Regions from separate parts of the Homo sapiens genome. Here region 2 is linked to region 1. A link is an interaction called in ENCODE POLR2A ChIA-PET data of the cell type or tissue named here. Cell type or tissue: K562. All regions are shown on one strand. Links, peaks and the distances in the headings refer to the core of each region. The heading gives the core; the rest is flanking DNA.

Region 1 (8,665 bases), core at 2,779-5,278:
GACTCTGAGGAAGCCCCTGCAGGTGGTGTTAGGGGCCAGACTGAAGGAGCACTGGTGAAATTACACAGAATCCATTCAAGGGATGTGGCCAGCAGGACAAAATGGATCTCAAACATATGGAGCACCTACAATGTGAAAGGGTCAGACATAAGGCCAAGGGAACGGGGACATATTTAACCGGATGCCTGGAGCATATGTTACAGAAACTATAGCCTCTTGCCTCAAGGAGCTCAAACTCTGTTGGATATAAGGGATGGTGAATAACCATTCATAAGTGATAGATACTATTTCAGAGCTTACTATGTCATCATTGTATTAGTATATAGGTAGACCTCACTAATCTCTAGTGTTAAGCACTTCATGAACATCTCATTTCATCTTAAATTCTGTGAGGAGGAAGGTTCTATGATTTATAAATGGAAAATTCTATAGATGGAAACTGAAGTTCTGCAGGACTAACTCACAGAACAAGTGTTAAAACCAGAGTTAGAGCCTAGGTCTGTTGGACTAAAGCACATCCTATATGCCTGCACTACACTGCTTCCCAGGGCCACTCCCTAGTGGAAGAAATCAAATCTGGGGGCATACATGTATTGAGTTTTAAAGCATGTTCTAATCATTTGTTCTATCCTTTCACAGGTGCCCTGCTGCGGGCCTTCAGCTACATGGGCTTTGAGGTGGTCAGACCAGATCACCCTGCCCTCCCTCCCTTGGACAATGTCATCTTTATGGTGTATCCCCTTGAAAGGGATGTTGGCCACCTGCCCAGTGAGCCTCCTTGAACATGCTTATTCCAACGCTTTGAGGGGCTGGAAGCCTTGACACATGGAATCAGGGGCCCGGGATGTGATTCAGGACACTTTCCATCCTAGGAATAAAGGGTAGTGCAATCATCAAGTGTTCACGGTTTCTTGGGGGGGTGGGTAATAGGGTTGACTGGAGTGGGATATACACCTTAACAGAGCTAAATTCACTGAAAAGATCACAGGGACCTGAACTACGGAGGAAAGTACCTAAGGATTTTTGGTTCCCTTTGCCTTCCTCCATGCCCCAAACTATTTCCCCATTTATTCTAACCATTTACTGAGCACTAATCAGTGAACTTCCTAGTTCAGAAAGACTGAGCTTTGTTAGGCTGTTTTTATCCATATATTTCAGTTGAGGTGCTATAGATGTGGAGAAAACCAGAGAAGGCACATAGATCTCTTGGCTTTGGCCCAAGTTGGGGGATCTCAACGGACAGAATAGGTAACATAGAAGAGGGCATTCCAGGCAGCAGGAAAAGTACTGGGTTATACTAACAGAATGACAAAGAACCCATCAGAATGGGCTGTAAACAGGTAAGACTTAAAGGCATATTAAAGAAAAAGACTTTTATACATAGTAACAAACTGCAGGTAAGAATGAGACATTACTCATTTTCCAGGGTAGGAAGTCTTATGAATGATTTATATCAGGGAACCTCTAAAGAGTAAAGGTTCCCTACGGAACTCTGGTAGCACCAGTTCCAGGGCTGAGCATGCTTCAGCGAGTTCATTGCAGGCAACATCTGAAACATCAAATAAATGGAAGCTCCTTAAAGATTCCTCCAAGAGTACCTGAACTACTCACCAGAACTGTTCCTTCACTAGAGCCTTTCTGCTAATTGGGACTGAGATTTTTCTTTTCTTTTTTTGGAGACAGCATCTTGCTGTGTCACACAGGCTGGAGTGGAGTGGTGCAATCTTGGCTCACTCACTGCACCCTCTGCTTCCCTGGGCTCAAGCGATCCTCCCACCTCAGCCTCTCAAGTAGCTAGGACCACAGGCACACACCACCATGCCTGGCTAATTTTTTTGTATTTACGGGTTTCAGCATGGTGCCAGGCTGGTCTCGAACTCCTGAGCTCAAGCAATCTGCCCGCCTCGGCCTCCCAAAGTGTTGGGATTATAGGTGTGAGCCACCGGTGCCTGGCTAATACTGAGATTTTTCTGAGAAAATAAATTTTGAGAATTGTGGTTGTGAGAAAATATAGTTGCCATGTAGTATAGAGGTAGACGTTACTAATCCCTAAATTTAAAAAAAAGACCTGTGTAAGGCATCCTTATGTGCTAGTTTTAAATTTTCTAGTTTATCTTGCTTTATCCTTAAAAAAAATTCACTTGCCATTTTTCTACCATCCACATTACTATACATTTATATTTACTTTCAAGCACCTCAAGTACTTCAAGCCTCGCATTTGAGCCTCACAGTACTGTCAGAAAGATGCTATAAGGAAACACGTTAAAATTTTGCAAAAAGTTTACAGTGGAGATCTACTCCTTAAAGATTCCTCCAAGACTACATGAGCTACTTACCAGAGCTGCTCCTAGAATCCAGGTTTCTAGAATCTTAATCTGGGCCTTTTCTTTTGAATAGTATAGGTGGGGTCTTACTCACACAGCCTAAACCTAAATTGGTTCTGGTTCCTAGTGAATTTTTTTTTATGAGACAAGGTTGTGTGGTGGTGCAATCTGGGTTCACTGCAACCTCCGCTTCCCAGGTTCAAGTGATTCTTGTGCCTCAGCCTCCCAAATAGCTGGGATTACAGGTGCCTGCCACCACGCCCAGCTAATTTTTGTATTTTGTATTTTTGTATTTTTTTGAGACAGAGTCTCTCTCTGTCACCCAGGCTGGAGTGCAGTGGCATGATCTCAGCTCACTGCAACCTCCACCTCCCAGGTTCAAGCAATTCTCCTGCCTCAGCCTCCCACGCAGCTGGGACAACAGGTGCATGCCACCATGCCTGGCTAATTTTTTGTATTTTTAGTAGAGACAGGGTTTCACCATGTTGGCCTCAAGTAATCTGCCTGCCTTAGCCTCCCAAAGCGCTGGGATTACAGGTGTGAGCTACCGTGCCCAGCCAGTGAATGGTTATTTCTGAAGTGACTTTAGAGAAAGAATATGAATGTGTATATGGGAGGGACACTTGTTTCATAGATGTGATCCTTTCTGTGAGGCAGTTGGCAGTTTTCACCAGATTTAGGCTCACAGCCTGCTTCCACCTTGTGATTCAATCAGAATTTGGTTTTAGAAAATTTTCTTGAGAACTTTATTCAGCAAAAAAATCCTCCAAATGATTCAAACAGGACTGTATACTCTTCCTCTCTCTCCACGGGTGTATATGTGTGTATACATATAGATATTATACTAGCAATTTAGAAAATTTCCTGAGCCTCCTGTCTCCTTTCTACTTATATTTTAACTAAAGGTTACAGAGAAATAGCTGGAGCAGTTTCAAAAGCCTGTCTCCAATAACATATCAGCAATTGAGGCTGGGAGGCAGTATTCTCTTCCCACTTCCTGAGGCTTTTAAATATAATTATGCTAATTTTTGCCTTTGCCTCCTGATTCAACTGGAGTCTTTGAGTTCACCACTCAAAAGCTTTCCTTAACCAGAGTCACCTGATAAGGTGAGTCAGAAGTCTGCAGAATCACTTCCAATGACGAAAGCCTGACTGTTTCCCAGCCTCAAAAAGGATACAGCCTAGTAGTAATGTGAATCATGACTGGTAGAGGGGACTGAGCCTGACGTTGAACGGCCTGGAAGTAACACAGCAGTATTCAAACACTGGAGGGTTGGGGAGGGATCCGGAGGTGGAATGGGGGAGACACACTTGTAGCGTGGTAGTCCAATTTTTTTGTAGTCTGATGGGAGGAGAATATTAATTTGGTCCACAGCAAGCCAGACTATATGTGTAATAAAGGAAGGACTGCATGGATCCTTTATCATACACTCCTCTCCTCCATGCACCAATTCCTATGCCAAATCCTGCCAAAGACAGAAATACACAAAAAGCTTGAAAGTGCTCAATCTGAGAGCAAGTTAAGCTGCAGGAAAGCAGCTGCAGAGAAGTATATTAAGACAGGGCATGGGAAAGAGGGAATCAAAGCAAGTGCCCCACTGTCGCCCTCATTACTTTCCTGTTGCTACAGATAGATGATAGCTGCACTCACACAGCAAAGCAGATGGCTGAGCAAACTGAAGCCCAGACTTCAGAGTAAGTAGTCATCTTCAAGGTTATCATCACCAGACATGGAAGCAGCTTCTATTGAAGATAAATAAGAAGGAGAAAGTTAGACACTGCCCTATTCTAGCAGGCAATGCCAGCGAGGCTCAAAAGAAAAATGGACCTCTTGGTACTCAATGACCTGACTAGGAACCAAGCCTTCAATTAACCTCCCTACTCTGGAAAGACTGAATGAGAAAAGTTAATCTCCAAAGATGCTCTAGGGAGGAAATACTGCTTGTACCTGATAAGCTGAGGCAGGACAGGGTATGTGTTATCTCTCCAGAGCTCTTTTTGGTCTCAGTGAGCAACGTGCTGAGAGAGGCATCTGTTTCTGTGGCCTGAGTGGATGAAAACAGGAAAAAAGGAGGAACATGTTGGCTTTTAGGAAAAAAGAGGCCACCCTTTCATTCTTCTCATAGGACCTGGTTAAGGCAGTTGCATTTGGCTACCAAGAGGGACAAAATGCTCCTTTGGTCAACTACTGGAGGAGCTCAAAGTCCTTAGGAAAGCTAACACAGTATCAGGACTAGAAGCCCTTAGTGTCTATGTGCTAGATTTGCCTGGAAGCAGCACCCTATATAACTACAATAGCTCACCATGTCCTTCAACATGTCTGGGACAGCTCTGTTTTCTTCTATGTCTTCAGGAAGCTCAATTGCGTATCCTTTGTGTACTAATTCTAGCCCAATATCAAGTTTCTGAGAAGAAAAATGAAAAGGGAATGATGTTCTCTCAGTAAGCAAGGGCAAATTTGAGGAAACAAGGCAGAAGGACTGATACTTTAAAGACATTCCTTTGGTGAGATGGTGAGAAGGATCTTACAGTAAGAGTAATATCAGATAAGGGTTTCTGAGGAAGAAAAAGTAAATTAGGCTATAAATATACTGAAGATATGGCAAGCAGTGAGTGAATGCCAGTCTTACCTTCCCATTGCTAGTATCATATAAGTAGATCTTTGGCCAAGTTGAGATCCCAGTCTGGACATAGCTAGAGATCTTGGCTACCAGAGGCTTCCAGTCAGCACAATGAGTGAGTCTATCAAACTCATCCAAAGCTTCCTCTTCCCACTGGTCACCTGGCAAAAGATTGTAGGGGTTACTGCTGATAGGGGTGGGGCTTATACCCTGGAGGGAAGTTGGAACTACCCTTTTCTACTCAGGAAGGCACCTGTGTCTTCTCTGGTTGGGTTGGGTCTGCCAGGCAAGTTTCTGGCTGCTGCTAGTGCTGGTGAGGAAAAGGCACCTGAGTCCCCAGAATTCAAAAAGCCTGGGAATGTGAGAATTCCTTCCAATGAACTGTATGAAGTTATTCTATTTGGAGGTAAGCTCAATAGATGGCATGACCAATTTACCTGAGGGAGCAATCCGTGCCAGACTACATTCTATTGCTTGAAATGGAAGGCTTAGGAAGTCACTCCTGAAGTAAAAGAAACTAAAATTAGAATCCTGGGGCCAAAAACATCTTCTTACATTGCTGCTTTCAGAAAGAACCAACTAACATGAGACGATAACCATCTGCTCTCTGTAAACAGGTTCCCTTCCAAATCCCCCTGACAACTGCCAACAGCTCACCACCCTATGGCCAGAACTGAGTCAGCAGTTGGGATTGAGCTGACCTCAGCACTGACCTGAGAGCCCTGAGGTCCTTCAGTGGGCAATCTCCATTATCTCCAAAGTCAACAAAATAGAGGTCCAAGTTCCCATTCTCCAAGGTGCCGAGGACCCGGGCTCGATACCAGGAACCATTTGTAGGTAAAGGTGCTGCTACAATGTCTCCTACATGCACAGTCAAGTCTTCAGGCTGTATGTGGGGAGGAGGAGAAAGGCAGAGAGTTACAAAGTGGTAGGCTCATAAACAGAATTGCAGGAGGAAGAAAGAAAAGTAGTTGCTCCACAGGGAAAGGAAGAGTACAATGAAAAAGATATGCCTTCTTTTCATTAAACCCCAGCCCTGTCCCTATGGCAACTCACCACACTATTCTCATAGTGCTGGGTCATCTCATTGACAAGCTTATCCAATTGCAGGCTGCGGGAGCCAACGATCTGGATCCAGAAGTGGTTAGGGTGCTCAGAAGCAGAAACGTAGACTTCTAGGTACTCATCAGCATGAAAACTGAAGTCAGGACTGGGGACTGAACACAGAGATAAGGATGGTGGCCACATCAGACCCATCTCTGGTTGGAATGAAGAGACTAACCAGGGTAGTGAGAGGTACAAATACCAATGGCTGTTACCATTTTAAAATGGCAGGAGAGGCAACTGGATGAATCAAACAAGAATATCCTAAAGAAAGATACTAAGCTATCCTTTGTACCTTTCCATGTAACTGAGTAATAACAGCTTACATTCTTTGTCATGTGCTACATAGTCAAATCGGTCACCAATTATACAGAAGGTAAACCTCCATATGCTAGCTACAGCATGGATCAGTAAAAAGGTATATGGACAGCAATCTTTACATGGACAGTGACGGACATGGACCTGTTCCAGATCCCATTCTACCACTGACTCTTTACATGACCCTGGACAAGTCTGTGAGCTTCTTGGGAATCCAGGTCCTCTTTGCCCACGCCAAAACCTATGTACAGAAGAGAAAGCTCACAGCCTTTTCAATAGTGATGATTTTTAAAAACAGTAATGAAAAAGGCAATATAAAATCTGGCTGAGAATTTTACTTGTTGATAAAGTATGTCTAGGCTGGGCATGGTGGCTCATGCCTGTAATCCCAGCACTTTGGGAGGCCAAGGTGGGTGGATCATTTGAGGCCAGGAGTTCGAGTCCAGCCTGTCCAACATGGTGAAACCCCATCTCTACTAAAAAATACAAAAATCAGTCGGATGTGGTGGTGTGCACCTGTGGTCTCATCTACTCGGGAGGCTGAGGCATGAGAATCACTCGAACCTGGGAGGCGGAGGTTGCAGTGAGCCGAGAATGCACCATTGCACTCCAGCCTGGGAGACAGAGGAAGACTCTGTCTCAAAAAAAAAAGTATGTCTAGAGGAACAATATCATGTAAATCCAATTATTTGATGTATTACTCATTTGTTTCCTGTGTCAGCATTATTTTGCCATTTCCATCAGCTGTTTTATATTTAGAAAAATATTTATGTTTAGTATTAATTCAAGTAAAATATTATTACCAGTAAGGAATATCTGTGATGATAGACATAAGTGTATTCATGAAAAAAGACTTTTTATTGCTTCCTATTTTGGGTAATCTAAGCCAGTATTTCTTTTTAAAAAAATAGTTAATTTTTTTTTTTTTTTTTTGAGACAGGATCTCACTGTCACCCAGGCTGGAGTGCAACGGTGCAATCCCAGCTCACTGTAGCCTCGACTTCCTGGGCTCATGTGATTCTCCCATTTCAGCCTCCCAAGTAGTTGGAACCACAGGTTGCGCCACCATGCCCTAAGCCAGTATTTCTTTTTTTTTTAAACAGAAAACCTAGGTTATTTGTTAAGCCGTTACAAAAACAAAACAATTACCATTTGAAGTACTTTGAGGACTTTATCCCAGACTCATTTGTTCTGTTACAGAAACTAACCTAAAAGGTTGGAAATTAAAGAATATAACCTAAGAGGTTATAACAGAGCGGGCTGGTAAAACATGGCGAAAGGAGCTCTCTCTTTCCCACCCTGTCTATTTATACCTCCAAGCTCCTGTGCATTCTCACCACATAGGTCTGCTAGCTTACATAAAATGCATACAGTGAAGGCAGGAATTATAGGCCTACTCAGAGGGTACCCAGACACAGAAAGTTTGGGGTAAATAATAAACTACAAATATCCTCTTGGTTAATTCATTTTTGTTAATAAAGGTCATGTATCTATCTTTTGCTGGTAACAACTTGTCTCAATATAGTCTGTCTCAAGAAAGAAGTAGTTCAGGTTGGGTTTTGGAAAAGGAAGAAGACTTTCATCAACTTTGCTTCAGAGTGGAAGAGGCACCAAGTTCTCTCCTACAATTAGGAGCAGAATCTTATACCTGCATAAATCATTTTCAGTGATCAACATCTGCACCCTCAAACTGTCCAGCAACTGTTGGTGTGGATTCTACCTCCATCCCATCTTCAAAATATCTTACCGAATCTTCTGTCCTGACCCCAGCCATATTATACTGGCTGCTCAGACTGAGAAGGCATTCCTTCTAATCTCTCCAATATCTAAGCCAGTATTTCTATCTTCAATGATTAATGGGCTCCCTCTTTGTTACATACTTTCAAACATGGGCATCTCTGGGATGGCCTGGGCTTCAGACTTCTGAAAGCTGTCATCACTAGGTTTCTCCCAGGAACCTTCCTTTGACACTACCACAGCCATGTCGCCTCCTCCTTTGGGTGGAGGAGTCACCAGGGGTGCAGTCGGCTCCATGCTAGAACTGGTGTTTTTCCATAATGCTGGCTCTCCAGCTCCACCTGGCTCTGTCATGTCTTCTCTTCTCACACTGATTGGCTGTTTGCGTGGGACCCTGGTTTCTGCAGAATGAGCAATTCTCTTCCGAAGTTCTTCATCTTCTGAAACTTTCTCCAGTATCAAATGCTGTGGAAAACAAGAGAAAGGATGATATTCTGACCTGGGATAGAGTAAAAGGATCTTCTCATGCTCAGGTATAATTCAAGTCTATTAGCTACTTGC
Region 2 (6,676 bases), core at 3,763-6,262, 670 kb before region 1:
TTTGTGTGTTTACAATTTGAAGTTTGTTCTCCCTGACTCTAGTTACTTCAGATTGAAATGTCTATTCTCATATTAGCAGATTTTTTTGGAGATACTCTATGTTATGTTTTGACTGATGCTATCATGGAATGATTCAAAATAGCAGCCCAGATATCTTATATTAAAGTATCAAAATACATGGGACTGGTACCTTTTTCGTTGTCATATCCTTTGTACTTCATGGCTTGCTTTTATTTTCACTGGAGATGTTATTTTGGCATTTCCAAAGGAGTTGAGCAAATATAGGCTATGTATTGCCTTTCTGATATTTAAAACAAAAAAGTTTTCAAGTCATTTAGCCAGAGCTAGTGGTCTGTGGGGGGAAGACTTAAGGCTTCATATAGGCAGGGGCATATAGTCATAGTTAGGGCTCAGTAGACATTTAGAAATCTGTCTGGAACCCTCTGGCCATCTGCTCCATCATATATGAAAGCAGAATGTTCTGATTTCTTTCTGCCATGACATTTGGGTGGTAAGAACATTCTTCCAATTCCAATCCTATTTTTCTGAATGGGTGTAATCATAAAGATCTCTACTCAGATGTATATGAGGGAACAACATAGCAAAGGGAAAAGCAGTGTATTAAACTTGTCCTTGCTATTCTTTTGCTTTGCTCTTTGATCTTGGATAAATCACTTCTCCAGGTTCTAGTTTTCTCATCTTTGGCATGATGGTTGGATTAGGTTATCTATCCAGGACCTTTCAGCTTTAATATTTAACTGTTCTTTGTTTCTAAGAGGTGTGAATCCTTTATTTCCATTGAACTACCTAGATGTGTTGCATATGGATGGTTGATACCCCACTTATTACTGCAAAGTTCTATCTGTGACTCTTTCTTTCTTTCTCTCTTTCTTTCTTTCTTTCTTTCTTTCTTTTCTTTCTTTCCTTTCTTTCTTTCTTTCTCTTCTCTCTCTTTCTTTCTTTCTTTCTCCTTCCCTCCCTCCCTCTCTCTCTCTCTCTTTCTCTCTTTCTCTCTTTCTTTCTTTCCTTCTTGAGACAGAGTCTCACTCTGTCACCCAGGCTGGGATGCAGTGGCATGATCTCAGCTTACTGCAATCTCCACCTCTGGGGTTCAAGCACAATTCTCCTGCCTCAGCCTCCCAAGTAGCTGGGATTACAGGCGCCCACCACCATGCCCAGCTAAATTTTGTATTTTTAGTAGAGATGAGGTTTTGCCATGTTGGCCAGGCTGGTCTCAAACTACTGACCTCAGTGATCCGCCCACCTCGGCCTTCCAAAGTGCTGGGATTACAGGTGTGAGCCACCGCGCCTGGCCCTGTGACACTTTAGATAGAGACATTCCATAGTGGTAGGAATTATTTCCTCTAATAGTGCTTAGTTTATTGGGATATTGACTAATCAAACTGAAAATCTCGATTCAACATAATACACATAACACTCATAGAATGGTACCTGGCACATAAGCGTTGGCTATTTTATATATATATGTGTGTATATATATGTATATATCAAATGTATATCAAATATATATACAAATATATATATCAAATATATATACAAATGTATATATATTTGATATACATTTAATATAAACATATATGTATATATATATATGTTTGGGGTTTCTTTTGATACAGACAGGATCTTATTCTGTTATTCTGTCACCCAGGCTGGAGTGCAGTGGCACAATCAGAGCTCACTGCAGCTTCAACTTCTGGGCTCAAGTGATCCTCCCACATCAGCCTCCTGAGTAGCTAGGACTAAAGGTGCATGCCACCACGCTCAATTAATTTTTCAAATTTGGGGGGATGGTCTCACTGCTCAGTCTGGTCTTCAACTCCCAGCCTCAAGCAGTCCTCCTGCCGTGGCCTCCCAAAGTGCTGGGATTATGGGCGTGAGCCACCATACCCAGCCAGCTATTATTCTTGATTTATCAGAGGAAAAAAGCCATCTAACATTTTTGTCTATCAAACTTCAATATTTTGACTACTTCACATATTATTCTGTGAATTCACTATTAAATATCCCTGTTTTCTTATAGAAATGATCTACTGTAATTTATGGTTATTTTAGATTTTTTTTTTTTTTGAGATGGAATCTCGCTCTTGTCACCCAGGCTGGAGTGCAATGGCGTGATCTTTGCTCACTGCAACCTCCGCCTCCCAGGTTCAAGCAATTCCCCTGCCTCAGCCTTCCAAGTAGCTGGGATTACAGGCGCCCACCAACACGCCCAGCTAATTTTTGTATTTTTAGTAGAGATGGGGTTTCACCATGTTGGCCAGGCTGGTCTCGAACCCCTGACCTCAGGTGATCTGCCCACCTCGGCCTCCCAAAGTGCTGGGATTACAGGCGTGAGCCACCGTGCCCAGCCATTTTAGACTTTCAAGATACTTTCTGAAAAAAAAAGGGTTCCAATATCAAATATGTTGGGGAAACAGCATATCTGGTTTTTTTGTTTGTTTTTTGAGACAGAGTCTCGCTCTGTCGCTCAGGCTGGAGTGCAGTGGCTCCATCTCGACTCACTGCAACCTCTGCCTCCCAGGCTCAAGCGATTCTCGTGCCTCAGCCTCCAAAGTAGCTGGAACTACAGGCACGTGCCACCATGCCTGACTAATTTTTGTACTTTTAGTAGAGACAGTGTTTTGCCATGTTGGCCAGGCTGGTCTCTAACTCCTGGCCTCAAGTGATTCGCCCATCTTGGCCTCCCAAAGTGCTGAGATTACAGGCGTGAGCCACTGTGCCCAGCCGAAACAGAGTATCTTATACTCTGTTGGAGAATCACACCCTGTTGGAAAATCACAATGTTTATTAGCCTATTGAAGTCTCTGATACTCCTACAAAACAAAAAAGTTTAAGCATGTTTAAACCAGAATTTTGAAAACGTATTTATACATAGAATCCATCTTTAGTGAAAGTTATTAATACCTCAGTGAACACATTTTACAAAATACTGTTCTAATGCATTCTGTTTTCTTTTCTCCTCTGACTTAGCATTGTTCACAAAACCTTTTGCGAACTGTTGAATCTCACTTTTTTTTTTCAAATGTTCCTCTCCCTGAATGTTGTCAGGTTCAAGGAGGTTGAAATTGCTATACTCCTATGTTTTTAAAAAGCTGAAATTTTAAATTTGCTTTTGTCATCTCTAGCCAATACAGAGGAAATTATAGAAGGAAATTCCGTTGACTCATCAATCCAGCAAGTAATGGGGAGTGGAGGCCAGAGGGTCATCACCATAGTGACTGATGGAGTCCCTCTGGGTAATATCCAAACTTCAATCCCTACTGGAGGCATTGGCCAGCCATTTATTGTAACTGTGCAAGATGGACAGCAAGGTGAGTTATCTCTTGTAGACAATTGTTTATTAAAAGATATTTTAGATACTCCATACTCACCTAAAAATGAGGCATTAAGACAAATAGTGGAAGTGGGAGATTGCCAGATGCAAGTTGGGGCAAAGAAGCTCTGAAAAAGAAAAAGAAACGGAACCAGACTGGCAAAAGCTAATTGCCTAATATGTATAAAATCTGTAGTAAAAACCAGTTGATCTGGTGGAAAAAATAACAAATAATATGAACCAATAGTTCACAGAAAAAAAATGTACTGATGGCTCTTTTTTTTTTTTTTTCTTCAGAAGGGATTCTCACTCTCTCACCCAGGCTGGAGTGCAGTGGTGCAATCTCAGCTCACTGCAGGCTCCGCCTCCTGGGTTCACGCACCCGGGTTCACCGCGCCCGGCCCTGATGGCTCTTAAAAATATGAAAATAGCTGGGTGAGGCGGCTCACGGCTGTAATCCCAGCACTTTGGGAGGCTGACGCAGGAGGATCACTTGAGAGCAGGAGTTCAAGACCAGCCTGGCCAAAATAGCAAAACCCCATCTCTACTAAAAATACAAAAATTAGCCAGGCATGGTGGCGCACGCCTATAGTCCCAGCTACTCAGGAGGCTGAAGTGGAGGATCACTTGAGCCCAGGAGGTTGAGGCTGTACTGAGCCGTGATTGTGCTACTGCACACCAGCCTGGATGACAGAGTGAGACTCTGTCTTTAAAAAAAAAAAGGAAAGAAAGAAAAAGAAAATATTTTCGACCTACTTCATTCATAACGAGAAGTGCAAATACTGTACTGACATACCATTATAACACTATGTTGTTAAAGGTATAGGGAAACAAGCACTCTTATAAATCACTTGTGAGAGTGCACATTAATGGATCCTCTAAAAAGGATATTGGTAATATCTGTAGGTATTAAAGATGTACATAAAGATGTACCTTTGGGTTTTTTTGTTTGCTTGTTTGTTTGAGATGGAGTTCCTCTTTGTTGCCCAGGCTGGAGCGCAGTGGCAGGATCTTGGCTCACTGCAACCTCCAGCTCCCTGGTTCAAGTAATTCTTGTGCCTCAGCCTCCTGAGTAGCTGGGACTATAGGCGCACACCAACACGCCCAGTTAATTTTTGTGTATTTTTAGTAGAGACAGGGTTTTACCATGTTAGCCAGGCTGGTCTTGAACTCCAGACCTCAAGTGATCCTCCCGCCTAAGCCTCCCAGAGTGCTGGGATTATAGGTATGAGTCATCACACCCAGTGATGTTGTGTACCTTTTGGTTAAACAGTTCTTTTTTCTTTTTTGTGTGTGTAACTGGGTCTTGTTCTGTCACCCAGGCTTGTGTGCGGTGGTGCAATCATGGGTCACTGCAGCCTCGACCTCCTGGGCTCAAGCTATCCTCCCGCCTCAGCCACCTGAGAAGCTGGGGCTACAGTTCCACGCCACCATGCCCAGCTATATTCAGACTGAGGCTATACATTAGTATACTGAGGCATTACATTAGTTGCTTCCAGGGAGGGCAATTGGGTACTAAGGATGAGTGGGAGGCTTTTCAATGTATATGCTTTTATAGTCTTGATGTTTTTAATCATTTAATGTATCAGTTATTCAAAAAAGACATAGTTAAAATTTTTTGAAAAGAGGAAGCCCATCATTACAACTCCATGCCTTAAAAATACTGGAGGTTGGCCAGGCACAATGGCTTACATATGTAATCCTGTAATCCTAGCACTTTGGGAGACCAAGGCAGGAGGATTGCTTGAGACCAAGAGTTCCAAATCAGCTGGGGCAACATAGCAAGACCCCCTCATCTCTACGCAATTTTTTTAAAAAATAGCCTGGTTGATGGCACGTGCTTATAGTCCCAACTACTCAGGAGGTTTTGGCAGGAGGATCAGTTGAGCCCAGGAGCTCAAGGTCGCAGTATGCTACCATAATCATGCCACTGCACTCCAGCCTGGGCAACAGAGCAAAACATTGTCTCTAAAAAATAAAAATGTATATTGGAGGTTGAAACGAAGGGTACTGGTATAATTTCCTTTCTTAATGTCACTAAAATTTTGACTTGGCTTAAATGATTGTGGGGATTTATATATATATATATATATACACACAAATATATATATATACACAAATATATATATATATATATATATTTTTTTTTTTGAGTCAGAATCTTGCTCTGTCACTCCAGGCTGGAGTGCAGTGGCACAATCTCGGCTCACTGCAACCTCCACCTCCTGGGTTCAAGCGATTCTCCTGCCTCAGCCTCCTGAGTAGCTGGGATTACAGGTGTGTGCCACCACGCCCGGCTAATTTTTTTGTATTTTTAGTAGAGACGGGGTTTCACTATGTTGGTCAGCCTGGTCTCGAACTCCTGACCTCGTGATCCACCCTCCTCGGCCTCCCAAAGTGCTGGAATTACAAGCGTGAGCCACCACACCCGGCCTATAGTTTTTTTTTGTTTGTTTTGTTTTTGTTTTTGAGATAGGATCTCCCTTTGTTGCCCAGGCTAGAATGCAGTGGCATGATTATGGCGCACTGCAGCCTCGACTTCCCAAGCAACCTTCTCACCTCAGCCTCCCAAGTAGCTGGGACTACAGGCATGCACCACCACACCTGGCTAATTTTTTTATTTTTTTAATTTTAGACAGGGACACAGTCTGTCACCCAGGCTGGAGTGCAGTGGCGTGATCTCGGCACACTGCAGTCTCCGCCTTCCGGGTTCAAGTGATTCTCCTGCCTCAGCCACCGGAGTAGATGGGATTACAATCATGTGCCACCATGCCCAGCTAATTTTTTTTTTTTTTTTTTTTTTTTTTTTTTTTTTTTTGCAGAGACAGGGTTTCGCCATGTTGGCCAGGCTGGTCACTAGCTCCTGAACTCAAGTGATCTGCCTGCCTTGGCCTCCCAAAGTGCTGGGATTACAGGTGTGAGTCACGACCCCTGGTCTTTTTTTATTTTTTGTACAGACTGGGTCTTACTATGTTGCCCGTGTTGGGATTTATAATTTTTTAATTATTTCAACTGATGGATCAGAAAGTATGGGAAGATAAGAATTAAACTTATTATAATCCAAACTTTGGTATCATAAATTCTAATTTATGCATTGCTGATATTTTTGTGAACATAGTTATCATTTTAAGTTTTTAGGGCTCATTGGGTAGGTGAGAGACTCTGCTTATAATGGAAATAAATAAATGAAAACTGAGTTGTTTTGGAGAAAAAGAATAGAATTGAGGTTTTACCTAAATAAACTATACTACTTTTTTATTTTTATTTTTTAAATTTATGTATTTATTTATTTAGAGGTGCAATCTCAGCTCCCTGCAACCTCAACCTCCTAGGCTCAAGCAG

Evidence for each region. Peaks named below come from ENCODE experiments on the same cell type or tissue, not always from the same donor. Only the 100,000 strongest peaks of a DNase experiment are listed, where the experiment ranks them.
Region 2: POLR2A ChIA-PET joins it to region 1 with 5 read pairs; 4 of 35 experiments call an interaction of 5 or more read pairs at or near these places.

Annotation. Positions count from the first base shown.
Region 1 is chr1:151,770,438-151,779,102 of GRCh38, forward strand. TDRKH (tudor and KH domain containing) reads right to left here. Exons shown (of 13, transcript NM_001083965.2): 6 at 8,248-8,569; 7 at 6,002-6,162; 8 at 5,659-5,831; 9 at 5,383-5,447; 10 at 4,955-5,106; 11 at 4,628-4,729; 12 at 4,273-4,369; 13 at 3,057-4,067. The coding sequence ends at 4,015. It overlaps OAZ3 (ornithine decarboxylase antizyme 3), which reads left to right. Exons shown (of 5, transcript NM_016178.2): 5 at 640-893. The coding sequence ends at 782. It also overlaps the pseudogene LOC100270670. Among named protein-coding and RNA genes, the nearest start is that of OAZ3, 8.1 kb to the left of the region's middle. RefSeq lists an enhancer at 1-24. In K562, for the core only: no CTCF peak of the experiment used is centred there; DNase peaks (open chromatin) are centred at 3,484 and 4,284.
Region 2 is chr1:151,103,891-151,110,566 of GRCh38, forward strand. It overlaps GABPB2 (GA binding protein transcription factor subunit beta 2), which reads left to right. Exons shown (of 9, transcript NM_144618.3): 7 at 3,147-3,332. Among named protein-coding and RNA genes, the nearest start is that of GABPB2, 36 kb to the left of the region's middle. In K562, for the core only: no CTCF peak of the experiment used is centred there; no DNase peak of the experiment used is centred there.